Regions from separate parts of the Mus musculus genome. Here regions 2, 3, 4, 5, 6 and 7 are each linked to region 1. Evidence: chromatin loops called from intact Hi-C (ENCODE). Cell type or tissue: heart. All regions are shown on one strand.

Evidence for each region. A loop is a pair of places that touch in the nucleus more often than their neighbours do. Peaks named below come from ENCODE experiments on the same cell type or tissue, not always from the same donor. Only the 100,000 strongest peaks of a DNase experiment are listed, where the experiment ranks them.
Region 2: it touches region 1 in a loop (2.4-fold over the local background); 3 of 42 quality-filtered maps call a loop at or near these places.
Region 3: a loop joins it to region 1, with 2.8 times the contacts of the local background. A loop is called at or near these places in 3 of 42 quality-filtered maps.
Region 4: a loop joins it to region 1, with 7 times the contacts of the local background. A loop is called at or near these places in 21 of 42 quality-filtered maps.
Region 5: it touches region 1 in a loop (2.4-fold over the local background); 6 of 42 quality-filtered maps call a loop at or near these places.
Region 6: it touches region 1 in a loop (6-fold over the local background); 23 of 42 quality-filtered maps call a loop at or near these places.
Region 7: it touches region 1 in a loop (4-fold over the local background); 6 of 42 quality-filtered maps call a loop at or near these places.

Annotation. Positions count from the first base shown.
Region 1 is chr6:108,707,780-108,711,779 of GRCm38, reverse strand. No RefSeq gene overlaps it. Among named protein-coding and RNA genes, the nearest start is that of Gm35359, 22 kb to the left of the region's middle. In heart, CTCF peaks have their summits at 882 (motif pointing left) and 1,618 (motif pointing right); DNase peaks (open chromatin) are centred at 1,709 and 2,079; H3K4me3 peaks cover 1,306 bases; H3K27ac peaks cover 819 bases.
Region 2 is chr6:108,485,975-108,489,974 of GRCm38, reverse strand. Itpr1 (inositol 1,4,5-trisphosphate receptor 1) reads right to left here. Exons shown (of 62, transcript NM_010585.5): 50 at 1,367-1,489; 51 at 56-160. Mir7661 (microRNA 7661) reads right to left here and starts at 232; the gene lies at 172-232. In heart, a CTCF peak has its summit at 1,557 (motif pointing left); no DNase peak of the experiment used is centred here.
Region 3 is chr6:108,508,533-108,512,532 of GRCm38, reverse strand. It overlaps Itpr1 (inositol 1,4,5-trisphosphate receptor 1), which reads right to left. Exons shown (of 62, transcript NM_010585.5): 55 at 1,674-1,838. Among named protein-coding and RNA genes, the nearest start is that of Mir7661, 21 kb to the right of the region's middle. In heart, no CTCF peak of the experiment used is centred here; a DNase peak (open chromatin) is centred at 2,312.
Region 4 is chr6:108,415,718-108,419,717 of GRCm38, reverse strand. Itpr1 (inositol 1,4,5-trisphosphate receptor 1) reads right to left here. Exons shown (of 62, transcript NM_010585.5): 38 at 2,760-2,908; 39 at 1,718-1,829. Among named protein-coding and RNA genes, the nearest start is that of Gm35165, 55 kb to the left of the region's middle. In heart, a CTCF peak has its summit at 2,020; a DNase peak (open chromatin) is centred at 2,054.
Region 5 is chr6:108,100,233-108,104,232 of GRCm38, reverse strand. No RefSeq gene overlaps it. Among named protein-coding and RNA genes, the nearest start is that of Setmar, 37 kb to the right of the region's middle. In heart, no CTCF peak of the experiment used is centred here; a DNase peak (open chromatin) is centred at 2,102; H3K27ac peaks cover 945 bases.
Region 6 is chr6:108,424,713-108,428,712 of GRCm38, reverse strand. All of the region lies in intron 40 of Itpr1 (inositol 1,4,5-trisphosphate receptor 1), which reads right to left. Among named protein-coding and RNA genes, the nearest start is that of Gm35165, 46 kb to the left of the region's middle. In heart, a CTCF peak has its summit at 1,826; DNase peaks (open chromatin) are centred at 1,742 and 3,502; H3K27ac peaks cover 446 bases.
Region 7 is chr6:108,567,557-108,571,556 of GRCm38, reverse strand. No RefSeq gene overlaps it. Among named protein-coding and RNA genes, the nearest start is that of Gm44040, 34 kb to the right of the region's middle. In heart, a CTCF peak has its summit at 1,674; DNase peaks (open chromatin) are centred at 466, 1,056 and 1,866; H3K4me3 peaks cover 1,027 bases; H3K27ac peaks cover 1,224 bases.

The DNA.
Region 1 (4,000 bases):
TTCCACCTCACTGAAAACCAAAAAGTTACATGGCATATTGAGAAATCCCCCACAAACCACCCCCTAGGAAGTTTTGGGTTGTTTTTAAAGCGTTGGGGGAGCGAACCCAGGACCTTATGCATCCCAAGCAGGTGTTCAGGACCTGAGCCACACTCCCAGCCTCTGTGCAAATTGTGTTGTCTTTTTTAGGCTTTTTTTTTTCTTTTTGCATTGGACATGTGAAATTCTCACCATTCAACTACTCAGTATGTGCTTTGAGACCTGGGAAAGACCCTAGTTTTTTATAGATCTGTAACTGAGGTAAGTTTAATGTCTCCTGTCAGTAACTTTCAGCATTTGGCTCCTACTTCTTCATAGCCTTTATACCATTTTTCTTTCCAGCATATCTCTCTCTCTCTCCCCACCCCCTCCACTCTCAGCTTAATTGTGGAAACCTTCTCATTGCTAACACAGAACAGACATAGGCATTAATTTTAGCATGTAGACCAAAGTCTAGAAGCTCAGTTCTCAAAATGTGGGTTCCAGATCAGTAGCTGTTTGGAAACTTGCTAGAAATATAGAGCTGCAGCCCCACCTCAGGCCCACAGAACCCAAATCTGCTTTTTCACAAAGTACTAAACACATTCAAAATAAAACAAGTAATGTCCTCTATGAGAGCAATTGTGATTAAAAGAGGACAGTATTACTGACAGAGAGGGAGCCACCCTACACCGCAGGCTTCAGGATTAAAACTCATTTCCACTCTAAATACTTGAGTGCCCAGATAAGCTTCATTGAGTGGGTTACATCTTAGCGGTAGTAGAAATTAAAACTGTGAAAGTTTTAAAAGTATCTCTAATTTGGGGTTGGAGAAATGACTCATTGGTTAAGAGCACTTTTATGGCTCCTGTAGAGGTCCAGGGTATCTGACGCCCCCTTCTGGCCTGCACAGCCACCTACATCCTACATGCACAAACTTCATAGAAACTCTCTCTCTCTCTCTCTCTCTCTCTCTCTCTCTCTCTCTCTCACACACACACACACACACACACACACACACACACACACACACACACCCCAGCACAATTCATTTAAAAGTAGTAATCTAGGTGTTGCGGAATCCATGGCTATAATTCTAGGATGCAGGATGGGAGATGGCTTTACAGGTAAAGTCTTGACACCTTGCCTGTTGACCTGAGTTAATTCCTAAGACGAACACGGTGGAAAGAGAGACCTGAATCTAACAAACTGTTTTCTGACCTTTAGATCAGTTCTCCCTCTATATCTTAGTCTCTGTGTCTCTTCTCTCTGTCTCTGTCTGTCTCTCTCTACTCCCTCCCTTTACCCTCCCTCTCTCCCTCTCTCCCCTAATACAAAGAGAGACCCTGTCTTAAAATCTTAAAACAGCAAAAACAGATTGTGCGGTGAACATAAAACGCAAATTCTGGTCCTGACTAGTTCCTAGCGTGGCTGAGAGACTATGGGCATATCTCTGTCCTCTCTGGGCCTCCATTTCCTGATCTGTTTTACTGTGGAGACATCTGTCGCACCCCAGCCCTGCCAACTCTCCTAGCCCTCTCTAAAGGTCTGGGAGGTCCCAGACAGAATTTTAGAACGATTCTCCTTTTTGCCCAGAAGAGGGCGATGGAGACCGGCCATGGCTGGACCACTTCTAACCCCGAGGCGGTTCACAGACTCCTGATCGGTCCACAAGGATCCCTCGTGATCCGGGCGGTTTCCTTGGCACCAGCTGACATTGGTATCCCAGGCCACCTGGGCGGTCCAAGTGAGAGAAGGAGCTCTGGACGCCTTCCATATTGACCCAAAAATGGCCAGTCTGGGTATTCAGATTCCTCCTATCCCAATCTGGGAAGAGCCACAGAGACTTGGTTTGAGGAAAGACACATTGTCCCCACCTGCACTGCGTCTTTGGGTGAGAAACCACCCAGAAGCTATTTACTCCAAAGAGAAAACTGGGCGGGGTGGCCGGAAAGGAACAAGACACAGAGCTGCGCCAGGTCCTTGGGGATTGCCTGCCACTGGCGGGCTGCGCTTGCATCAGCGCCTGCTGGGGCTGGGGCAGGGGCCTGGCCACCAGCGACGTCAGCCTCTTTCCCAGAAGAATTCCACTTCCTGCGGTCCGGGCCCCAGAAGTGTGGGAGTGGTGGGGGTTGGTTTCTTAGGATGACACCACTCAGTATGCTGCATCTCCTCATTCGCACACGCTGTTGTCATGGAGACGAACAGCATCCTGACAGCCCCGGAGAGGCCAATTCGCCCACAAGAAATGACCGGGGCATGGCCGACTCAGGAAAACACTGACTGTGTGGGGTGCTGGGTCAAGGAAAACAGCAGCCACGGGTCCCTGAATTTGGCCCCAGGGATGGGTGGGAGGGATGAGGGAACCAATTTCTGTGATGCGATTTCAAAGCTGGAGGCGTCTTAGTCCAGAGAAAAGCTTTGAAAGCACGTGGCTAGCTAGCAAAAGTTTCTTCCTCCTCCCCCTCTTCCCTCTCCTCTTCTTCCTGCTTCTCCTCTTGTCGGCTTCTTTCCCCAATTTTCTTAGGACTCTCTAAGATTTCCCGACCTCATCAGCTCTTATCGAAGGCAGTGTTAGTATTAATTCGCTTAAGTAAACATTTGTTAAGCGGTCAGGGTGTAACTTGCAAAGTTACACGGGTAAAAGACCTCCTTTCGTCTTCGCCATGACTCAAGTGCTGCTGTCACCTTTTCCGAGGAACTATCCAGTTCGTGGGCGATCTCCTAGGAAGTCAAGTCAACTCCCGCTCTCTAGCCATTACCGAGCACCTGCCAGAACAGCAGCTAATACGGCATGCAGCATGTGTGATTTTTTTCCTCTGATGCTCCACTGTGACTGCCCTAAGACTAAGCACCGAATCTCTAATTATGGGTTGGTAAATTTGAGATTATTAACCCCCAATCACGAGGAAACCTTGTGCCTGGATCAGGAGTCTGTGAACCACCTCAGGGTTAGAGAAGCAAAATAACCCTTACTAAAACATATTTTGAAATACAGAAATGCTGGGCATGGTGGTGCACACCTTTAATCCCAGCACTAGGGAGGCAGAGGCAGGCAGATTTCTGAGTTCGAGGCCAGCCTGGTCTACAAAATGAGTTCCAGGACAGCTAGGGCTACGCAGAGAAACCCTGTCTCGAAGGAAAAAAAAAAAATGAGTATTTAGTACACTGGCGTTGGCTTTGTGAAAAATAGAGTGCATTGCCTACCTAGACAAGTCCTTTCGTTTGAGCCATTTCTGTTGCGGCCGCCAGCAGCTCGCAACGTGAACGGTTCGACTGAGAAGGCCACTCGAGCTGTAAGAGAGGAATCTAGACGGGGCGAAAAAAGAAACGGAGCTAAGACAATTTCATTCTGATCAAAGCTCAAATTTTATTGTTGGGACACTAGTTATGAAGGAAGGGGGAGGGGACCCGATTCCCGCCGAATAATCTCGGGTCCAGTAGAAAGGTGCACGTGTGTGGCTCCTCAGGTTCCAGCAGTGGGCGTGGCAGAACGAATGAGCAGGAAGCTCCACCCCGAGCAAGCAGGTTTCAGGCTGGGGGAGGGGAGACTACATTTCCACCAAAAATGTACTATATATATTTTTATTTCGTATTTCATTTATTGATTTTGTGCATGCATGCATGTCTCTCTGTGTGTGTGTCTGTGTGTGTGTCTGTGTGTCTGTGTCTGTGTGTGTAGGTATTCTTGTATGTACACCCATGGAGGTCTGAGGACAGCTTGCGGGGGGGCAGGGGGGGGGGCCAACTCTCTCCTTCCAGAGTGGGTTCTAGGGATCAAATTCAGGTTACCTGCTGAGCCACCTCACTGGCCAAAGCATGCTATGTATTTAAATGGTTGTATTCATTATTTTCCTCTATCTGTAAAAGGCTAAGCTAGTAAGTAGTACCTACAGTGTTGTACATCCTTGTGGAGACTTCGGAATTTAGAGAGCGCTTTCCTGCCTAGAATCTAACTTCTTTGCTGTACCCTTGAGAAGTA
Region 2 (4,000 bases), 220 kb after region 1:
CAGGTCCAGGCCTTGCTAGTGAGTACTCCCTGCTCATGGCTTGACTGGTTCATACCTCAATTTGTGCTGTGTGCTTCGCGTAGAACTCCAGAGCTTCATCCCCATCCACCTGGCCTCCAGGTTTCAGCATGGTTTGAAGTTCTTTGTTATGCCGAGCCAACTAGACCACAAGCAGAGAGAAACTGGGAGTCAAGGATTACAAGAGCTACTTTAAACTCCAGGTTTCTTTCTTTCTCATGTATCTCGGGCTGGCCTTGACCTTGTGATGTAGCTGAGGATGACCTTAACCTTTCCATTCTCCTGCTTCTTCCTCCAGAATTCTGGTTTTATTGATGTACACCACTGCAACCAGGGCTTTTTGGATGGTAGGTGAGCACTGTATCAGCTGAGCTATACCCAGCTTTTCGGAGTTTAGAAAAAAAATTGCAAAATGACCAGCAGTAAGCCAAAGGCCAAGGTACCTAAAGAGAGGCTTGCTCCCTCTGTAAAGCTCTGCTTTGCAGAGGCTATTTTGGGAGTCTGGCATAAAAGAATGGACAGTCCATGCCCATGCAGAATACCCCTTTTCTCTGATTTCTTAAGCTAGGCAGGAGGGACATGAAGTTTTCTGTGCACCCCATTAAGCCTCCATTCTGGGGCTATTGAGAAACCCTTTCGGATGCTAGATGCTGAGTATGGAGGCAATGTGGGACAGGGGAGTGTCTGAAATCATTCAGTACACATGCAGAGACAGAGACCTAGTAACTCCAGGCCTCTTGCCTTCTTTGTATTATGCCCAGGTCCTGTACCTAAGTTTAAAAGAGGCTAAGGAAAGGAGAGGTTAATCTCCACTGGGCTTCAGCTTTCCCATCCCCACCCAACACCTGAAGACACTAGTATACCCAAAGAAGCAACTGCAAAAACCCAGACACTTGGGAGGTGATTATGAAATATGGCATGTTGGTGTCAGGGAAGAAAGTATCACCCAGAAAGGCAAACAAAAGGAAACTGTAAGGACAGGTTCCCACAGATCCCCAAATGTGATAATCAAGGAGGCTCAAGTTTATTTCTTTAGGTTGTTAGGAGAGACTCATTAGTATTTATAAGATGCCCAAGACCCCTTTTCAGCCGCTCTAGACAACCATCCTTAAGAGAAGACATATGTACAGAGCATGGGGATTTCCAAGTCCCCGGCCTACCATACTAGGAAAATGGCAGTGTCCGGGAATTCAGCCCCTTAAGGCAGGTGGGCAAACACAGCTGCAAGCCATGGTCACATGGGTACAACCAGTGCTAGAAGAAAGCTTTCCAGGAAGAGTCAGTCTCAGGGTGCCTCTAGCTTAGCATGCTGGTGATGTGTAGAAGGGCAAGAGAGAGAAGGCTGTACCTGGTGAGCGAGGATGTAGATGTTGTGGCCCACGTTCCTGGGTGAGGCAGCTCCATCCTCACCGTTCTCCCCATCCTCAAATTCCACTTCACCTTGCATGTAGGCCTTCTTGATCACTTCCACCTTTGGGTAGGAACAAGAGAAGACATCTCGTGACTCAGGGCTGACCCCTGCAGGACTGGCATCTATAGCTTAGACAGCTGTCTCCACTCCTAGAACAAACACTGCTCCCCAAGGACTACAGCCCACTCCATCAGGCTTGGATGCAGCCCAGACTCCTCAGTTATAACGATCCCAGGTGCAAGCACCACCCTCACCCACAGAGAAGTTGGTTCACTCTGCTTGGACCAATACATTCAATGGCTGGCTTATAACCTTCTGCTCTGGAAGTTGATGGTGGAAAAAAAATTCTAGTAGGGGAACAACGGATTGTTGAGATGATTGGCTAAAAGGGCTTTGCCATGCAAGCTGAAGGCCTCAGGTTGAATCCTGGAACCTACGGTGGAGAGAGACAGCCTGTTTGTGATCTCTATATGTCCACCACTACCACCATGAACATGCATGGAGACACACACTACCACCTCCAGTACTACCCAGCCCCTTGAAAATGGCAAAATGTCACCCACCCCCAAAATTTCCTTATCCCACTGCTACTTTGGGGAGTTGGTGAGGGGGAGTGCAGACTAGTAAGAAATCCATTGGCTTTTGAGACAGTAGCGCAACTACTTTCTGTTAAAATGTAATGCTAGCAAACATTCTGTGAGGTCTCAGAAGTCCCTACTCTTCCTTCATAGATGTAGAAATGAAGGCACAAAACATCATTGCTAAGGTCATGGTTAGTGAACTAGGATTTGAACTTAGCCACTACCCTTCACAGCTGCCTGGCTGACTCTAGGGTTCCGCACAACCTCCTAGCACACTTCTGAGAGCACTGCACTATCTGCTGACGGTTCTCACTCACGTTGGTTCCCCGGGGGAAGCAGCTGGGGCTGCTTACATCTAAATCCCGCCCCGTGGCACTCGGCACGCTGCTCTGTCAAGCTTTCCTAAATAAACATGTCATTCAGAATTTAATAATTCAAACACTAAGAGTAAATATGTTCAGTTATATTAAGAATTAATCATTTCCTTGGATGATTCAGAAGGTACTTCAGCCTGGGGCACTGTTTTCATTGCCATTGGCCGTTATCTGGGACCTTCTCATTATCCAAGAGGAAGCATGTGGGCAGCCACATATTCTGCACTCACAGTCGGCCAGCTGCTGGATGAGACCCTCACTCTCTAAGTTTGTTTTCCAAGCAGTTTTAAAACCAAGCCCAGTATACTATATATGCAGAGAACATACATAGGTGCATGTATGCATGCATACATGTGCACACACGGATATGTTCTGCATTTTCAAGCTTCCTTCCTGTTTGTCTCCTTAGAGCCCTGGTTGCTACAAGAAGACTTGATCCTTTCTGTGATCCAGAATAATGTGCTCTAACCAACTGGGGCAACCCTGGAGTTGGTGGAGCCATAGCAAGGGGTCGTGGCATTTGCTCTACCCATGACAGTCTTGAAGAGACAGGGCATATTCTTAATTCATATGATATGAAATGGGACCTATGCAAGGGCCATTCTGATCCTACTAAATAATGACCCTTGGCTACCCAGTTACCCCCCCAGTTACATAAGCTGTTATGTAAACTCTCAGAGAATCCTGTCTCTGCGGAGAACTCACTCCCTGACCTCAGGGATCAAAGAACCAGGCTGCTGTGAACTTTTATTTAAAGGATACATAAAGGGACTTTGGTCTGGCCTCTAGTGCACATCCAGGTCACCAGGAGGCAGAAATGCTTTAATGCCCTCATTTAAGTCTGTCGGTTACAGTTTATTTGCATGGGGCAAAGTCCAAATAGACTCAGCTCATATCACCCATCCTTGAACACTGCTCCTTTCACAGCTCAAACCATCAACTCCCAGCATGGGGAGTCACAGTCTATCATAAATGTCACCCTTCGAAAATAAACCAGGTCATGTTTCAAGGAAACAAAAAGCAAACACCAACATTCAAAATAGACTCTCCTGTTGTTCAGGCAACTCCACCAAGAACATATGCGAACCTGTAAGGCTTTAAAAGATGTGGTAGTAGGCTATGTATGTGTGGTGACCCACACCAGTCATCCCGGCGCATGAAGTTAAAGGGATCATAAGCTGGGGTACAGCAAGTCACCGTTCAAACAATCAAGGCTGTCAGGGAATGGGGGGAATGGCACACCCATAACCCCACCTCCCAGGGAGTTGGAGGTAAAGAATCCAGAGTTCAAGGATAGCCTGAGCTGCACAGTGAATCTGAGATCAGCCTGAACTACATGGGACCATGTCTTACCCTATTATTCCTAACCCTGCTTCCTTGCAAGAAGAAAGCAAAACTGCCCAAAATCAAGTGCTGGGAATGTGGCTCAGTGGTAGAACGCTTCCCAATCATGAAAACAGAGAGGAAAATGGACCTCAATTCACATGAGGCTATATGCCAGGCACCATGCTAAAAGTCTGATGTGACTCTTGTGTTCTAGACTTTAAAATAACCCTTCAACGTAAGGAATCTTACTTTCTCTTTTACAGATCTGGAAAGCTGCACAGCTCAGAGAG
Region 3 (4,000 bases), 200 kb after region 1:
TCTGTCTCGTTGATGGTAAGGCTGTGAGGTAAGGGGTGTGGGTCTCACCTCACACTGTCCCTTGCATTTAGGAAAGGCCCTGGCTACCTCCAAAAAATAACTCAAAAAAAAAAAAAAAAAAAAAAAAAACAAAAAACCAAAGCAGCAGACTGGAAATGAAGAAGAAAGGAAGCAAGATCAACAGGAAGGAGAGCAGCAAGGAAAGCCACACCCAGCAGGGGGAGAGGGTACAGATCAAAGGGCACAAAGGGAGAGATCCTACCTCAAAACAAAACAAAACAAACGAATAAACAACAACCAGGGACCCAAGAGACAATCCCTGCCCTCTGCCACTCTCCCCAGGGAGGACTGGAGTGTGCTGCACTGGTGGATGTGGGTCTCCTTGACTCACGGGCTAAACTCTGTCCAGGGATGCTCATGCACGACACAGAACAGTTCCAGAACAGACTCCAGGATGGCTCTAAAGATTTCTGATGCAGAATGACCAAAATAGGCCACATAATAGCGCTCACAAGTACATCCTGCCACCCCTTTGCTTAAAAGCTCAAAGTACAGCCAGCCAGATTCTGAAACTAGAGAAAATAAACCATTCCGCTTAGCCCGCCAACATCTCTCACTAATGGAATGAGCTAATCCTGGTGAATTCTTTATCTATTTTTTTTTTTTTTTTTTTTTTTTTTTTTTGTGGCATCGAGAACAGAGGATGATAAAGATAAGACTAGGGAGCTGTCCCATGGCAATGCTTGCTTAGGATGCTGACATGAACAGTTACATGTGATCCATACAGTATCCCTGCGAGGAAAACCTTCTTCTCAACTTGGAAGGAAGGAAGGAAGGAAGGAAGGAAACTGAGACAGACAAAAGCAGCTTAGAAACCATACATGGGTTTTCCTTAAGGACGTTTCACAATCCCTATTGTCTAAATCCTTTCATTCCTTTCCTTTCCTTTCCTTTCCTTCCATTTCCCTACCCCCCCTCTCTTATTTTTAGCCCTTGGATATTTTTTTTGATCTTCATATTTTTATATTTCTTGTGTTTGCACCATAAAAGTTTATGCTTCTTGCCATGTTATGTAGGTGCACTGAAATTTCTTATCCCCAATTTTATAGATCTAGGTTTCTTTTGACTTTGGCACAGAAAATCATTATTTGGTTTATAACTTAATCTGCTCCCAAGAAAGGGACAGAACCAACTCACCAACTGTCAAGGTCTTAACAACTTGGCTCTATGGGAACAAAATCACTTTTACTTAGCAAGCTCACTGTCCTGGGTCCTGGGCTTTGCAAGTTGCTCTTACTTTGGTCCTGACATGTTTGCCTTGAGAAACAGATTGCAGAGGACTGTAGGTGACTGTGTCAAACATATGCCTCTTGGCAAGTGCTTCCCAAGTGAGAGAAATGGACACATATATAGGAAACATCTGAACTGCAGAGGCACCTCCTCCATGAGTGGAAACTACAGATGTGCCACATACAGGACATGATGAGATCCTGCACTGCCAGGTTCCCTGGAGCTGCCCTGTTTCCTATGTCATTTTCCTCTCAGATCCTCCCAAGATCGGATGCAGTTGGAGCTTGATATTATAGAACCAGGCCCAGTAGCTGTGATTAGAAGGTGGGGGGTCTGTGATAAGAGATGACACAGTTCTCCACATGTGAACCCCTGGTACTCACCAGCAAGCTATAGAAGAACTCATGTACGAAGAGGCCCATGGCACAGATGAGTAGATACAGCAAATGATAGAGGAACTCCACATCCAGAACCATGGCCCGGTAGCCTCTGGTGAAGGTCCCACAGTTGCCCACAAAGCTCATCAGGAAGATGATTTTATTGCAGACCTGAGAACAGACGGTGGTGGGAAGAGTCAGATGGCAGAGACCATGCTCAACTAGGCGTGAGAACCTGAGAGGAGCCTTAGCACCGAGTGCCCACCAAGCTCTCTCAGAACTGTCCTGGGACTCCAAGTCATTCCAGTACTTTGCTTTTCAGGCATAATACAAATTACACAGTAGTCAAATCATTTCAAGTGCACCAGCAATCAAGCAGCACTTGTGTACGGCAAAAACAAAATTAACACATACTGAAATGATGGTTTTCGAAATGAACCATTTCTAACATTCTTGTATGAGTCAGTCAGATACAGAAGTCACCCGTCTCTGTGAACTCTGCGATCAGCATGCTTAAAGCTCGTTATCTAAGCTGGCTCCATTCCAGACACTACAGGGGCTGAGCTTAGTGAGAAGTGGACACGGCTCAACTTTCTTGGCTTCTGCAGTCACAAGTAAGATGAACATTTTCTTAAGAAACAAAAACAGGGTTTTGCCAGGATGAGCTCTTTGTCCTGTACTTCTTTCAGGGAACGATTTCTGACCTTCCCATGGGGGATCCACCCCTTTTCAAGAACCAGTTCCCGAGGTCGGGAAGGAGCTTCATCTGGCCAATCACAACATTATATTCTTCTGGATATAATAATTGTTCAAGGATTGTCATGTGACCAAATGAGCCAATAAAACCCAGGAGGCATTTTTTTCTCCCCTGGGATTATAGCAAAAGACAATTTTGTTTTTTTTCTACTTACCTTGAACCTGAAGGGAATATGAGTTTAGGGCTACTGTCCTCTTCTTACCCCACCGTGGGTCATAAAATCACAAACATTCAGTAGACACAGAGCCAAACTAAGGGACAAAAGAATTGGGCCCCGATGCCACTGCCTAAGCCCCCATATTCAGCTATACCTGAAGCCAGGTTCTTGCTTTCTATGTCAAAATGAACCAATGCATTTCCACTCTGCTTCATCTAGCGTGGGTTTCCTGACACCCACTATTGAAGGGTCCCTGACTTACCTACTAGATAATACATTTGTATGTGAACATATACCCCATGCCTGGAAATCCATCTCCATTAACAGGCTGACAGAAAAGCTAGAAAGAACACTCTGAATGCACTTGGGGAAACCATCTTCTGCTTCTCTAGTTCCCTTGGCACCAGGCACACAGACATCCTGCCAGCTAAGCTGCAGGCCAGTGTAAGCCAACTCCTTGACAATCAGATAAGGGAGGACACCAACACGGACAGAGAACCTCCAGCTTTCTCAAGCACCCTCAACATACAATCGGCCAGGTTTCCCCTGAGTTCTGACCCTGTGGGTGAGATTTCCTTACAGGGTAGCAGAGCATGACTGACTCTGGATGGAGGTTTAGAGAGAGGGGTTTGGAGAAACGAGAGATGATCATAGTCCAGTTGACACCACAGAACCTCCTACACACCCAAGTTCTAAAAATCTGAACAGGCCAACAGTCCACTTCAGCCTACTTGATCTCCTCTTTAACATTCACTGCCGCTCCAGCAAGTATCTCCTGTTTGTAGACTCAGTCTATTGCCCCTATTCCACACTGACTGTTTGACCAGCTTTTGATCTAGCTTCCTGCCCTACCTCTAAGGGATGCTGTCAGTATATACCATGTCTTATGTTCTGAGCACATCCATCTGGCTTCCTCTAGCAGGAGACTGGTGAGCCTGTCCTAACCCTAACCTCAGTGAGTCATCCTTTGGATAGCACCCTAGCCTCTTCCCCTAGCCTTCACCTGTTTGTTCAGCCACTCTTACTTATCCCATACACACCAAATAGTATATCTTGCTAAAACAAAACAAAACTCTAAGTGACTATTTATGATAGCTGTCCTGGCCTCCTCAGCTAATGTATTAAAAATAGCAATTGTCTAACTTGAGTCTTCCTTGAAAATGGTCTTTGTCAAAGATGTGTTGTCTGTGGAATGATCAAAGGACAGAACAAAAAGAAACAAATAGTCACACATTCTGAGGAACTAATTAATACCTTTTCTTTCCATCCATCTGTCCTGTCTGTCATCTGATTATCCTGTGTTCCCTCTGAAACAACTTCTCAGAGCACACAAAACCTATGCCACCGTCTCTAGAACTCTCTCTCTCTCTCTTTGCCATTGTGCCCATGCTTTGACAATTGTCAGAGCTAATAGTAATG
Region 4 (4,000 bases), 290 kb after region 1:
CAGCCTCTGGGCTTGGGCATGTCTAGTTTCTTCACCGGCTACAAAGGAAAGTGAACTGAGGCCCAAGAAACTCTTTTAACCTCTGGGCATTTACTCTTTTGTAGCATCTTCTACCTGATACCCATCAGTCTTTCTCTGCCCACTCCACCCCAAAGATGCCCTTGGTGTCTCTCTTCCCATCCCTTCTCCTATCAATTAAAACCTACCCAGGTGCCCATGTGTGTATATGGGCAAGTCATCTCATCGTTTCTCACCTGGACTAAGGCGCTTTGCATCTACTACTTATATTTATATGCTTCTGCCTATCAGGTTTCGTCCACGAAATCCTGATTTAGTGAACAAGCATTCCCCTTTAAGTTTACACACTATAAACATTCAGAATGAAATTATATATAGTTTCGTCTGTTGGGTTGGTGTGAGACAGGATTTCCTGTATTCCAGGCTTGGCCTGGAACTCTATGCAGCCAAGGATGACCTTGAACTTTGGGTCACCCTGCCTCCATTTCCCTAGTGCCATGATTACAGGCATGCACCAAGAGGTACATCTAGTATCATGCAGTGTAGGGTGTCAAACCCTGCTTTGCACATGCCGGGAAAGCATCTTACCAAAAGGGAAACCAGCAGAGGGCTACGGCACAGTGACGACTTCACTTTTCTGTTTCTCTCTCTCTCTCTCTCTCTCTCTCTCTCTCTCTCTCCCTTACTTTTTCTTTTTTCCTTTGAGATATGTTTTCTCTGTGTATCACTGGCTGTGCTGGCCTCTGAGTCAAGAGATCTGCCTGCCTGTGTCTACTGAGGGCTGAGATTAAAGGCGTGGGCCATCACTCTGCCATGTTTTCTTGTTCTTATTTGGGGAGCATCATTTGTCAGGTAAGCTTCTAGTGAAAGACCTTGCATAGGCTGAAGGGTGAGAGTTCAGCAGTCTGTCATACGTATAATAATTTGGTTATCACCCTCTATTCTGACAGGGAGAGAGGTGGTTTAATTACCAAGCCTTCTTCCCAGGGCTGACCAATGAGTTACTGGGTATTCTGAAAGGACAGCGAGACCAGGAACCATTGGTAAAAGTGGCTAGCAATTAGTGAGTGTGTTATTACCTACCCAGTGACGGTTGGTGGCATTGAGACTTATGCTTAAGATTCCTTGCTGGGTAAGAGAATGAGCACCAAGATTGTTCTTGCCCTACTGTGCCTCACATGGGACACATGCCAAATGCCTGCTTTCTCATCTACCAAGAAGTACCAGGTCACAGGAATTGTCCATTTCTCAATCTCCATCAGAAGTGGTGACATGCAAAGAAACCAAGCCTTCCTTCTAGTTAGAACTCGAGGGAGTTTCGTGAGGAGCTGGAAGGATTGTGAAATCCCCATCGGAGAGCGGTAAGCCAGCCCACAGGTGTGCTGAGGTGGAACACAAGTCCACAGATCCGGACTGATACACAAGACGCTATGCCTCACTGGGAAGTTCACTAGGCAAGAACTTAGAACTACTTCCTTGGCATTAGGTTATGTGGTGAGGTGTCCATGAGAGACAACTAATAATATTTATATTTGACTTGCAGGAAGGCACTCATATGATTCAGTGATCATCCAGGACAAGAGAAACAGCTTTAAAAAAAAAATTAAACTGCCAGCCAGTAACTAAGGGGCTTCCACACACTCTCAAACCTTAACTTTAATACACAGCATAATTTGAACGGGAATATAAAATGCAATACCTTCTCTCCATAGCCTCTGTCTTTGGTCATCATTTCCCTGAGGGTCTGTAAGACTTTAATGCATAGTTTCTCTTCATTCTCCTCCAGCAGTTGCTTGGTATGTTTTATTAGCCTGAATAAGAGAAAACGGGGGTGACATCTTAAAACCATCCTCCAGCTAAAGACATGCCACAAGTATTCTGATCTAACTAGTCAGTTAAAGAATGAACATTTAAGAAGGGTTCCTACTTTAAATACACTTCAACGCATCCACACACTTAAGAGCCAGTCAGCAGCCATGTCTCACACACGACACCTGCTGGCTGGGAGCAGATTACCAGGCTGGCACGGCAGGAGCTGGACACATAACAACGGGAGGTTATACCGAGTGGAGAAAGCAGACAGAGCCCTGCTCATACGTGTGGTTAGTTATCCACTGGGTATTGCTGCTAAGCTATGCCAGCAGGACATTTTTAAGGACCCCACTCACGAGGATGATGGCTGGGGAAAGACACTTTCGGTATCCATAGTCTCCTCGTCAGAGGAGCTTCTAGGGCAAAGCCCACCTTCCACACAGAAAAACAACTCAGCTCAGTGAAAAGTCAAATGGGAATATTTATTTATTTATTTATTTATTTATTTATTTATTATGTCAAAAGACTGGTGACTTCTTTATAGTTTATGGCCCACATGGCATAAACTAAGAATCTAAAAGCATGTTAGGCAAAGATAGTGAGATCATTGCAGGTCCAAGACGTTAGAGGGCCTGGAGGGTCATGACAGTTTCCTGTTTGTTTGTACCACACATGGTAGGCGTTTGCTCCCAACTTGCTAAGTAGAGAAAAAACCCAAAAGGGCATGCGGTTCAAACGGAGCGGGAAGTGTCAGTAACTAGGATCTAACAGACAAGTTTGTTTTGGGATGGTCAGAAACAGGACTCTAGTATCTAACTTAAGCCCATGAAGTTAGAAACCGGCCAGCGGCTCCTCCTTCAGAAACAGGGGCTCGGCCTGGTCATCAGGGGTTCCTGGCTACTGACCACGTCAGAAGGGAGGCTGCTTACTTGCAGATGAAACCTCCACTCTCACATTTCCTCCTGGCATCCGTGTTCTCGGGGAAGAGCAGTTCTGGTCTGTGTAGAACATCCACGAGCACAGACAGCTCAGCCTGCACCAGGGGCCTGAGCCGGTCCTCTAGGGCAGACACGATGTCCTGGAATGAGAGTGTGCCTTGGTCAGCAGCTCGGGAGGAAGCTGGCTGGAATAGGATGAGCCTCTACCTATCTCTGCCTGAGCCTGTGGTACAGGCTAGGCTGTGTTAGTGCGGCTTTAGCATTGTCTCCCATTATTTCCAGTTATTAGATACTGTCCAGTGGTTACCGGAAGCATCGCCTCCCAATCCAGAAAACAAAGGACAAATACATCAACCTGTTCTGCACCTCTTCATCTGAGACAGTTTATGCTATCAGTCGCCATTCTACGTAGTCATAAGCACAGCACACACAAAAACAAGTTTAATGGTGTCAAAAGATGTCTGCAGTATGAGCTTAGAGCAGTCAAGCAATAGTATGGACTTTACGACACGGTTTCAAGGACAATATCCATAACTAAAAGTGCATACCAAATCCCACTAACACATCACCACTGGTTTTCTCTGGGTGGCGAGGTTACAGGGGAGTCTAATATTCTGCTACATAGTTGCTAGTGCTGTCCGATCCTTAGCAATGAGCACAGTTTACAGAATAATCATATAAACATGAGAACACAAATGAATGAACATGCTGTATCAACATGCTAAAGACATGTACCCTGATAGCATGATGGTCTTCAAATGCAAAACACACAGCTGTAGGAAAGGAAAACAGAGAGAAGTTGAAAGAGCCACCAATCCAACACAACAAACACCATTTAAAGGCAAATGATAGGAAACAGACGAGGACCCATCTTCAAAAGATGCCGCAGCCTGGCCCCAGGCTTGCTGACTCAGCGTTCAACTAGCAACATGCTAAGGCTGGAGAAGAACACAGCACAGTGCGATTTGTATGGGAAGAATGCCCCATTTTAATGTTTTTCTCTTTTTCCCCCCCTCTTGGGGGGTGTTAAGAAAAGGGACTGAAAGATCTTGTATATAGAAACTCAATTTAAACCAGTTAAAGATAGACTTGGCTTGTGTTTAAGGGACTCTGTATAATGGTAACAGGGCAATAATGTTTAGGACACAGAGATGCAGAATTAGGTGATTGCTCCTGGTGAGGGAAAGAGTTCCCAACAAGATCCTAAGAAGCATAATGCAGATTTCCTACTT
Region 5 (4,000 bases), 610 kb after region 1:
GAGAACAGAACACAATTCTGTAGCAATGCAGATTTTTTTTTTCTTCCAGGTTCCCACCTCTTTTGGACAAAACATTTCAGTTGCCCATTGCTCTTCAGGAAAAGAGTGCAATGGAAGGTGGCATTTATTTCAGGACGTGTTGATTAGGGCACAGGCATGGTGAATGGTTCCAAAATAGTGTCAGAGTGGGTCACTTCTGTTTCCACGTCTTCCCTGATAAATGAATGTTGACATACAATAGAATAATGGCCTTGAGCCCTGGGAACTCCAGCGTTCTCACTCTCTGGTGATGAGCTTTGCTAAAGGAATCACCTTTATCTTCAGTTTTCCAGTAGCACTTAGAATTTTTTCCATGCAGTTAAATCTATAGCTGCCATAGGACAGGGGATATTTTGGAAACAAACATCACTTCCTTTTTGTCCCAAAACTGTAGGAATTTTATAAGAGGCATGATAGAGGGTATTTTATTTCATTGATTTTTTTTTTTTCCATTTTGAAATGATGCTATACGTACACCTTTCTCTCCTCCTTTCCACGGACAGTTATCCTAACACAAAAGGACTAACCTGAAGGCTAGCTATCAGGAAAAGGAAGTGTGGAGGGAGTGGGGGTGGGGGAGGTACACAAAACAACAACAGCACACCCAAAATGTCACAGGTGGAGCAGGCTGTGTGTATGTAAGTGAGGCCCGTTCTAAAGAGGCTGAGAGATCAGGCTGGAACGGCTAAATTGTCCAATGCTATGGAAGAGCTAGATATTTGCGTTTAAAATAACATTTCTTACCACATTTTATGCTTTTGTGTCTATGTGCTACAACACACACGGAGGTCATGTGTGGGAGTCTTCTGCCCTGGTCCTGGTGCTCAAACTCAGGTAGTGGTAGTTGGCAGCAAGCATCTGTACCTGCTGATCCCTTCGCTTCCTTCCTGTTGTGTGGCCTAAGATGGAGTGCAGTTCCACATCCTCTGGCCCTAAGGATCTGGGGTTGGTTCCTGGCACGTAACGTGGTTGCCCACAGCCACCTGGAACTCCAGTTCCAGAGGATCTGACATCTTCTTCTGGTACCTATGGACGCTACACATTCTCATGATCCAGACACAGGAAGGTAAAGCACTCTATACATTACACACATTACACATGGGGAGGTAAAGCACTCTATACATGACAAAATCAAGTAAGTCTGAAAAATGGATAAAGTGCACACAGTGGAAAATTCACTTTATGCAGTGCACTATACATGGGAAGAATGACTGACCCTGCAGTGGTACACAAGGAGTATGTGTGAGAGAGAAAGGGCAGCAGCTTGCCTAGGGACCTCATTTTACTCAGAAGTCTCTGGGAAAGCTCCATGCCTCCATCCCCACCCCATCACACCTAGAATGATTTCCCAGACTTGTGTGATCAGTTGATACACTGACAGGACGTTTTCAGGCCCTTCGGCCATCATCGCTAAGTTTTCCGGTTAATACCAGCTGGTACCACAAATGTCAGGTTCCTCTGACCGATGGCTTCATTTTTATTGGTTGAAACTTGCTTCTTGTAATACAAAGTCCCCCAGAACAGACCTTAGTTCCACAGAATCTGGCCTTTGGTGTTTCTCATGCTTAAAACACCATGGAAATGATTAACTCCGAGAGCCTGGGATGAAACCTTGGCAGTTAGCCAGAGCTGCTTTTTCCCACTGTTGTGTTTAGAACATTAGAGCCAGAATTTAATTAATTTTTTGATTAAGCAAAATCATTACAGATGATATTTAGGTAGGCTATGAAGTAAGAAACGCTAGATTTTGAAACTTGCCCTACTTGAGTTCTGAAAGTTCAAGGGCTTAACACCAAGGGATCGAAATGGCCAGCTTCAGATTCTGATCTGTCCCCAAATGATCATTGACCCTAAAGCCTTCATCACAAGAAGGCTGGTTCATTGGGTCTTTGGAATTTCAGAATAATTGAAGGTGAGATAAAATGGCTGTCCTGGCCTGAATCTAGGTCCTGTTTGACAAACTCTGTGCTTTATCTGCTGAGGGGAATGGAAGCTATCAGAGTGACTTCTAGCATGTCAGTTTGGCACCTCACTAAAGTGCTATTCAAAGCTCAGAATCAGCCTAGGAGAAAAATGAGACCAGCTAGTGGCTGCCAGAGGAAAAGAGGTGAGGCTGTCCTCATGTGCTGATAAAGGTTGGCCTGCATTTTGTCCATGCCTGTTGCTTGCTTTCTCAAAGGCTACAAGTCTTTTTCCTTTATGCACTTGCCAAATAAAATCTTATTTTTCTTTAAGTGACACCGGAAAATGCGTCTTGAGTCTCTTCCTTCAGTAATTGTCTTCAGCATCATGTTGAAGGAGGCCATTGCAGATATGTCCCTCTGTTCCTGTCCAATTCCCTGAGCCACCATTAGGCAGGTAACGTTGTTCCTCAAGGTAAAATATATTTAGTGATAATGCCCACCTATGGGGATTATGGACCAAGGAGAGAATGGTAAGTTCAAGTGTTTAGCGTGGTATACTTCATGGTTTTCTAGGTCCTCATTTCTCAATGGCTCAGTAGTTAAGAGCACTGACTGCTCTTCTGAAGGTCCTGAGTTCAAATCCCAGCAACCACATGGTGGCTCACAAACTTCCATAATAAAATCTGATGTCCTCTTCTGGGTTTCTGAAGACAGCTACAATGTACTTACATATAATGAATGAATGAATCTTTGGGCCTGAGCAGGACCAGAGCAGGACAGGAGTGAGAGGGGCCAGAGCGAGCAGAAAAAGTACCTGAAGACAGCTACAGTGTACTTACATATAATAAATAAATAAATCTTTAAAAAAAAAAGACAAAGCAAAGAAAGAGATAGGTACAGTCAGGTAGGACTGGTCAGCTATAGTTATATCTATAAACAAAGAGCAAACTGGACTAAGGCTACATGAACGTGTTACTCAGATGCCTATTAATTAACAAGTTATATTCCAGATCCCTGACTTGGCAAATCCCTCCTATGCCCAATGGTCTGTCTGCTGCACAAAGTGTCTATACAAAAGGAAAGTTGGATCTGGTCTTTGCCGTTGTCTGTAATTCCGAAGCTCATCCTCTTTAACCTACCTCCCAATGAAAGTGCCTCTTATGGGGCTGGCCTTGTAATTCCCTGGCAGAGTGCTTACCGGGCATGTCCAAGGCCCTTAGTTTGATCCTCAGCATCTCAATTAAAGGAGAAGTTACTTAGGAGCATAGCAATTTAGCAAAGAGCAGGAAAGCAGGGGCAGCATCTTGGTTGGTGAGATCTTGGCCAGCCGGTGAACTGTTCTCTGAGCTGATTTGAGTTTGGTTTAGTTCAGCCTCATGATTTAAATGTATCCTTTTTGCTGTGATTACAGGTCCAGGATCTCCGTTCTAACTTCATCAGCTCCCACATTTAAAGGTTAAGATGTTGTTCAAGGGGACAATTAGGGTTTGGGAGAAAGGACTCACAGGGTACAGGGCTTTCCTAGCTCAGCAGTTCATGTGTTATGGTTTGGGGCTCTGAGCTTCTCCAGCATCATCAGGGTCAGTGAGTCAGCAGTATTTTCAACATTACTAGTAGTAGTAGTAGTAGTAGTAGTAGTCCCCTCCTCTTCCTCTTCCTCCTTCTTCATTCCTAGTATCACATGAGTGTACTATAGAATTTTCAAGAGACTTCATGGTATATAGCTTCTTTTGAGTTCTCTGTCTTTTTTAGGAGTGAGAACTTTGAGAGTGAATTCTCTAGGAGAGAAGCCAGGTCCCACAGTAACTACCTGTCTTTGTCTTTGAAGAACATGACTCACCCTTCTCCAACCCCTCTGAAGACAGCCCAGCAAGAACTGAGCACAAATTACTCTAAGAACAGCTTAAATGACCTTCCAAGAAGCTGCCATGCACGTCACATCTTCCACATAGCCTTTGAAACATCATGTGGTGCATGGACAAGTCTCATAGCTGGAATCAGTCTAATGTCAGACTCCCACAAGTGTTCCACATGTCAAGGAAGGTTTCTCAACATGG
Region 6 (4,000 bases), 280 kb after region 1:
GGACATGGCAGAGACCTGGCCAAATGAGGATATAATTAGAACACCAAGCAACATCCTACACCTTCTTCATCTCCATCAGCACTTCCTTCCCCAGTGAAGGAAGTCACGGTTTCTTAGGGGATAAGCTGCTTTTAAGGAAGTAAGCTGCAATTCTGATAAGCATAAAAGCAAAGTATGCATGTCCCAAGAATAGCTATGTAAATAGAAGATATGATGCCAATATAAGTGAAGAGTAGGCTTTGATAAATAAATTTAGTTCCTCAGAAGTAGTAGTTGTTTGTTGTTATTATTATTATTATTATTTACTTTACTTGAATGGTGATGTTCCAGTGAACATTTTAAGTAATAACATTTTAAGATCTATATATTCTAGGTCTTATTTCTCCCTCATCATACATGCTGCTGACATCTCTAATCACAGCTGGTCGGTGGATGATGAACACGTCTAGTTATGAATCTGAAAACTGAGTACTGCCCCAGACTGCTTCATCATATTGCCCCTTTGATTAAAAGTTTCCCCAGAACTCTCAAAGATGTTCAGCAAAACATAATTTCGTAGAAACAAAGATCCAAATGAGTAACAAACATTTAAGAATAACTTAAACAGTAACTCAAGTTTCTGAGCCCTCAATGTCCTTGTTGGATGAGGCCAATAATCAAGGTATTATAACTGTGATGTCAACCAAGTAACGTGATATGTGCATAGAAGATGCCTGTGGGCTTGCTTCATATAAACAAGGCACCCTATTTCTTATGGAGGGATGCACATCTGTTATCACTCTTTGAACTTCTTAAAGAAAAGATACCTATATATGTCCTAGGTTACTCCTGGTGCTTTCGAGTCAGCAACCCTCCCGACCCCGTCTCTCTCTCTCTATCCAGCCCTTTTATATGAGTCTATTATAGGACCAGCACACAGTATGGCTGTGAATAGGCTTTGCTTTCTTCTGCCCTTAACCGGAATCCCTCTCTGGCCTCTGAGCATCCACCATTTTCTCTTCAATATAATGTCCACTTATGGACCATCTTGGCAGTAGTTGGACACAAGTCAAGACATGTATGATAGGCTCATATATCAGTACATCAAAAATAATTTATCATTTCTGGTTCCCTAAATCAGCACTCCGTTGCTTCTCAATCTACTTATAACCCTGGGAAAAGGAAACAAAACAAGAGTGAATGGGCTAGCAAGTCAGGGTCCATCTTTTATCAGACTTTGAAACCTCTTCATTGAGAGAAAAGAAATCTTTAAAAAAAAAAACCCAAACCAAAGATGGAAGGTTTTTTTTTTTTCTGAATTTAAATGGACAATTTTAAATATTCACATCTACAAATACAATTCTCATTTTAACTGCATTTGCTTTTAGAAATAAGGATAAGTTAAAAATTAAATGGCTCCACCCATGAACTTTGATGCATATCTTACAGAGAGGATTCATCAGAACTCAGTAGTGTGGTCCGTTAGTTAAAAAATGCAAACTGGCATGACGCAACTACACAACTTCAGTCATTCTGGAATAATCTCAGAAACAATAACAAAGAGAGTCCAAAGATTTGAAAAGGCCCTCAGCAGACTCCGCAGTGGCTTCTGTGTGCTGACAGCAGAGCTTGCTCTGTGGTTGCCAGTGTCTAACAGTAAACAGTCCTGCTGCACTTATTGGCAATTACTGCTGAAGGTCGCACATCAGCAGTGAGCTTAAATTCCAGGAAAAAAAGAAAGGGCTTATGTAACGGCTGCCTGAGGGTTGGCAGGTTCCCAACTCAGCAGTTTGCAGCAATGTAAGAAAGTAGGACGCCTCCACCGGGTCGGACGTCATGAGCGCGCCCCCTGAAGGTGAAAACTAGCAATTCCTAAGCGGCTGTCTGCACCCCTACCCCCACTCCCACCCTTCACATCCTGAATATTACAGACATTTTTGTCTGTGGCATCACTAGCTTGTAGGGGAGAGAAGTTTAGGTCACAATAAATAAAATCAGGCTACAGCTACTCTGGGTGACAAGGATATCTGTTGTGTTGTTTTGTTTTTTTTTTTCAATACAGGAAAGCAAAGTTGCAGTTGCCTGCTGTCACCAGGGTGACAGTAATTCAGTGAGGATGTCATATTAAGTGAAGAGGAATGGGCATGTCTGTTGAACTACAGCACACACTTTTAAAACACACAACTTAGTATCAAGGACAAAAATGAGGAAACCTAGATGGCCCACCCCATCATCCACTACTGCTGCCTAAACCCCAAGTATGTTCTTAAAAGGCATGGCACTTCCTAGTTTAGAAAAGTAGGTCCTGCCTTGAGGTTCCCCACTGCATTCTTGCCTGACCTCTGAAGTGACTACTTGCCCTTCTGACATATCGAGAAAGCCCCAGATAACATTTCCCCACAATTCCATGTATTTCTATCATGCTGCATGACAGGCTGGGGTAACTTTTCCATTAATTTGTATGGTCTCTAGCAGAGTCTCCAGCACGGCAGATACTATGTTTTTGGAGGCACATTGTATCAAACCCTTAACATAGTACCTGGAACCTAACAGATGCTTCCAGTGATAGAAATCAGGATCTTTAACATCAGCTGATGTCCATTTATGGCCAGTGAGGGAGCTTTCTGTATCTTGATCTTTATCTGCGGCTCCCTCTGTATAGTTACCCCTGGCAACTGTCAGAACCATAGGATACCAATACTCTGTGGCCCTGGCCCTTCTGATAACTGACTGGCCTTTGTCATCAGTCCAAGATTTTGGGGGGATGTATAGTCCCAAGCACACAAATGTAGCAATCCATGAAGCTTCACACACACAGTGCAGGTAGTTTTTCTATCCCCACCCCACCCTCACCCCCGCATCCACCCCTAGTTTGTTTCTCCTATCTCCAGTGAACAAGATCAAGTCGGGGTAAAGATAGAGACTGCCTCTCTTGCCAAGAAGCAAACACAAACACCGACACCCTCCTGTTCCTGGTGTCAATTAAAATTTTATTCTAGAGGGCAGCTGGGAAGAGCCTGTACATGCATGCTCTTTATGAGAAGTTTGTGCCTCTACCCTTACTTTAGCGTCTTGCCCAAAGTCCTGATGTTCATGCAGGAGGTCTTTCCCTCTCTCCCAAGTTGTTTGCAGCCATCTATTCCCCGAGATACTCAACTGTCCTTATCGTCATCAAAAGGCAGTGGCTCTTCCGCAATGAGAAATTGGAGGGACCATGCATGCTTACTATTTGCCCCACTGCCACCACCATGATCACTCGGGACAGAAGCCTTCAGTGTTAGGTGTGAGGCTCGTCCCTACCCAGATCCTTTGCTGTCAGGAGCTCTCATTAAACTTCTGTAGAAGCACAGCTGTGGACTACAGCTTCCCCAAGAACACACTGGTAGAAGGTTGCGGGGGGGGGGCGGGGGGGGATTGTACCACAGGGAGCTGTGATAGTTTCCAGAATGGGCTGATAATAAAGGCCAATCAGTCACCTCTGAGAAGAGGGCCAGAGCCAATAGCCTGAGGGACCAGGGACAGGGTGTTGGTGTCCCTGGGTTCTGACGGTTGCCAGGGGTAACTACGCAGAGGGGAGCCACAGTTGCTTCCTCAGGGAATTTTCAAAGAATCTAAGCGCCTGCCAGAACATTCTTCTTTTATAAACAGACAGTATTCTATTTCCTAGAGTATAATTATAAACACACCTGCTCCAACTGTGGAATCTTTCCATAAGCAAGCAATAAACTCCCAGCCAGGAGAACCAAGTAGTATCCTGAGCAAGCAAACACATCAACTGATTTACTATGGTGCAAACAGTGTATTAATAATGCTACACAGACCACAGTGGAGGGGGGGGGGTTCCTTTCCCTGACTTAATCTGTACTTAAGCAAATAGAAATTCAACCTCAATAGCCCAGGGGGAGAAGTTTATAGGGAGGCATTTATAACTCAAGGAAGAAACAAGAGTATTGAAGGGTGTCAGCATACTAAGTTCAGTCCAGGACATTCTAGCATAGAAATAATTCAAAAATGGGAAAGC
Region 7 (4,000 bases), 140 kb after region 1:
TAACCGCGACTTAAGAGTGTTTGCATGCAGCCATAAAGTGGGAGACTTTAGCAGGTCCTGGTGACTTCCCTCACAGGACTCCCACGGGGCAATGTGTGTGCAGCTTTTGACACCCACTTCCTTTTCTGCAGAAACGCCCTCTCTTCTAATGTTGCCGACCTAGACACCCCCTCCTTTCTACCAGAGCTAGCTGCCTTTGCTGCTGCCTCAACCGCACCCACGGACTTCCTCAAATCCCTACAGCCCACACTGGAGCTTACTTTGCTGGATCTGGATCAGAACAGGGGTCTCGGAGTGCTGCGGGGGTGGGAGGGTGGGGGACGCCCTGGAGGGCGTGGCGAAGACGAAGCCCCGCCCTGAGATTTGAGCTGGCTGCTCTGCAGAGGTCCACGTGAGCTGTTCCCCTGCTTGCCCTTGGCAGTTCGCAGACGGGTGCAGCGGGGCTGGGGCGAGGGAGTGCCTGGGAACAGTCTGTGTGCTCCTGGCGCTGTGCCTTGCAGCTGGCGGGAGGGTGGGGTCGCCCTGCCCTGCTGGGAGCTGCTGACCGGAAAGCTGGTTGGGGATGGGAGCCCCTTGGTTCCCCCACTCCTGCTCAGAGTCTGGGGACCTTGAACGTGAGGTAGACAGGCTCTGGATAGAATTACCATTTGGACCACAGAAAGACTCAAAGGCACTTTTCTGTCTGCCCCCCTGCCCTGTGACCTTTGCTAAGTCATTTGATCTGGGGCTTCAGTTTCCCCAATTGTCCTGAGGAGTTGAGGCTTGAAAGTGGCCAGGGAGGACACAACATGTCATGTCACATTACATTCAAAACATGTCTAGTGAGTATTTAGGATGTTCATCCATGCCCTCCCTCATCCCGGGGTTCTGGTGCCTAGCGCCAGCACTGTGCCAGTTAGGTGCTGAGGATCCAGACTGGGCAATGAGGCCAGTTTGGTCTCAGCTTCCTCACCCAGCTACAAATTGGCTTCAAAGGTCATGAGAAAAGGCGAGGCCTATGACGTACTTCCTGTAGTCCCTGGCACAAAATGGGCTCCTAACCCAAGCAACTGGCTTCCGGCTGTACAGAGGGTTTGGAGACAGCTGTTCCTATGAGACTGGCCTGGTCTGGAGAAGTGGAAACAGACCTTGCAAGCTGGGTGTGCACAGCGCCGAGCAGGGCTCAGTTTCCACGTTGCTGGCTAGCCAAGAAGGAATGCAATTACTCAGTAAGCACACTCCCATTGATCCCTGCCTTAGCAAAAGCGTCTCAGCGTTGCTGTCAAATTTCCAATCCAACCCCTGTTAAAAAAAAGAAAAGAAAAAAAAGAGAAAAAGAAAGAAAGGAAGGAAGGAAGGAAGGAAGGAAGGAAGAAAGAAAGAAAGAAAGAAAGAAAGAAAGAAAGAAAGAAAGAAAGCCCAACGAACGGTTCATGGACGTTTCCCCCCTGAATTCACACTTTCTAATGAATAAGAAGAAAACAAGATTGGCCTACATCAGAGGTGATTTGTGTATCAGGATGAAATTACAAGCATTTAATGGCAGAGTTGGTAAAAAAAAAAAAAAAAAAAAAAAAAAAAAAAACAACACATAGTCTTCATCCGTCACTGTGGCTCTCAGCTCTAAGTCTGGAAACTAGTCATACTTTGTGCCTTAGGGATAATATAAAAAAATACTGCTGCCCCTGCTGCCGCTAGGTGGTCCTCAACAGCTGTTTCTGTTTTGATGCTATAGACTCCTGTTGTGACCTTAGTTTCACCTTTTTCCTGCCAGTAGCCACTGTAAGGTCCTGTTGCTACAAGAATTAAGGGAAAACCCATTAGCAATGAGTTATAACCACACCCCTGACTTCTGCAGAATGTTGAGTAAATCAAACTTCTGTTCTTTCTGGAAAAAACCTGCAGCTGAAACTGGGATCAGGGCTAAAGAAACCCAGCTGGATTCCGTGTCTGCCTGCCCCTGGCAGTTTCTGTTATGATCTGTTTATCATACAACATTTTTTTTTTTTTTTGAGGATGTGACTAGCTTTTCTAAGTCTAAGATGATGACATCCACTGTGGGAGGCCTCACGCCTAAAAGACACAGGAACAGCCCATTAATCCTGACCCCTCTGCTCAACGCTTGTTGAAGTCAGTGGTCTGTTCACACGTATTAACAGTTCTCAGAAAACAGTAGCTATTGGCTAGTGTTATCTATGAATAGTAACTTAAAGATGAATAAAACATGAAGAATTTCTGGGCTCAACACTTTCAATTAGCCCCACCCCCTTTTTTTTTATTTCAATCTTTTAAAAAGTTGGTGAGTTTAGATGATAATGTCTATGACTCTTAAGATTGCTATAAAAGGCTGGGCGTGGTGGCGCATGCCTTTAATCCCAGCACTCCGGAGGCAGAGGCAGGCAGATTTCTGAGTTCAAGGCCAGCCTGGTCTACAAAGTGAGTTCCAGGACAGCCAGGGCTATACAGAGAAACCCTGTCTTGAAAAAACAAACAAACAAACAAACAAACAAACAAAAACAAACAAACAAAAAGATCCAATTGTCTGTCTTTGAACTCGTTTTAGTCCACCAATTTTTTTAAAAGCATGAGTATACACTATGCTACATCAATATAGCATTATTATCAATATTCATTGAGATTGTTCTATATATGCGCTTAGTGTATGAATGTGTGTGATAGTTCTATATGTATCTATACATTCACATCAGTGATATGTTTATATATAGCTACATCTATATATCAGTATCAATCACTCAGCATTGATGGGCTTGCCCCCTCCCACCTGCCCCCATTTCCTGCTTTCTGTAGTTTTGGGGATTGAACCCGGGACCCTGTTTATTCTGTGCTAGTATTTGACCACTGAACCACCCCATTACCGTTTTTAAAAGATGTTTTTTTTTTTCCTGTAAAATTATGCTTACCACCTTGTGCTTGTATTAAAGCCAGGGACTTACTTCTTGGGCAAGTACTCTATCACTGAGCTGTAAGTCTTGGTAATTTGTAATGTTCAAGAAACACAATTTACCTTTTTTTTCTTTAAAGGAAATCTGACAATGTTTGGGGGGTTTACAAAAAAGTATAATTTGTTTATTTGAATAAGAGGATGGAGAGTTTTAATTTAAAGCATAGCAACCCTTGAGGAGCTGCTCATAAAATTGGTATCAGATGATGACAGTTTTTAAACAAGGGTTTTTAGATTTCAGAAAATGAAACGTAATTTATGGTTTATCTTCTACTGTAAATAAATTTGAACGGATAGGAAGTTACATTAACATGAACACGGATGGGTAAAAGACATTAAGTGGGGTTTCGGCTAAATGGATCTAACAGTGACTTTCAGCACCAGGGGTTTATGTATGTAAGTGTGGTTGGGTATCACTGCTCAGTTTACAAAAATCCAGCTCCTCTGTTCCCCATCTAGTTCTCCTGAGTTAGTTTGATTTGGGTATTGCTTAATCCATTTAAGAAACAAGAAAAAAAATATGACAGGGTGGAAGGAAGTATCCAAGTATTCTGAGTCTAGTTACTGTAGTGTCCCCACGACAGGAAGGCACTGGGGACACTAAGCACACTCTCAGCAGAGCTCTGATACTGCCGTGTCAGTCTGCCAGGAGGAGAATCATGACTTTTCCACGGGCTTCTTCTTTCTGCTCTTTAACCCTTTCTAGGACAGAAGAAAAATGAACAAGCTAGAAATCACTCACTGATCACATCCCAGTGCTGGGAAGAGAGAACAGAGAAGATGGAGGAGAGAGTACAATCCTGTGGGAGATGTAGAGAAAGGAAAGCAATCATGGAGTGTTTAGTGTCAAAGGGGAAGGGGGCACTATGTGACATGTCAGAGGAGAAAAGCCACTGAGATCTAGAGGAAACAGAGTTGGTAAGGGAGACAGCAAGAGATGGGTATTCTAAGGAGAGAACAGCAGGGAAAAGACACCTGGGAAAAGAGTGCTTGTTCTGCCAGCGTTGGGATGTACAGTGTTGGTTATCGCAGGTGTGTGTGTGAGAAGTTCACAGTTTG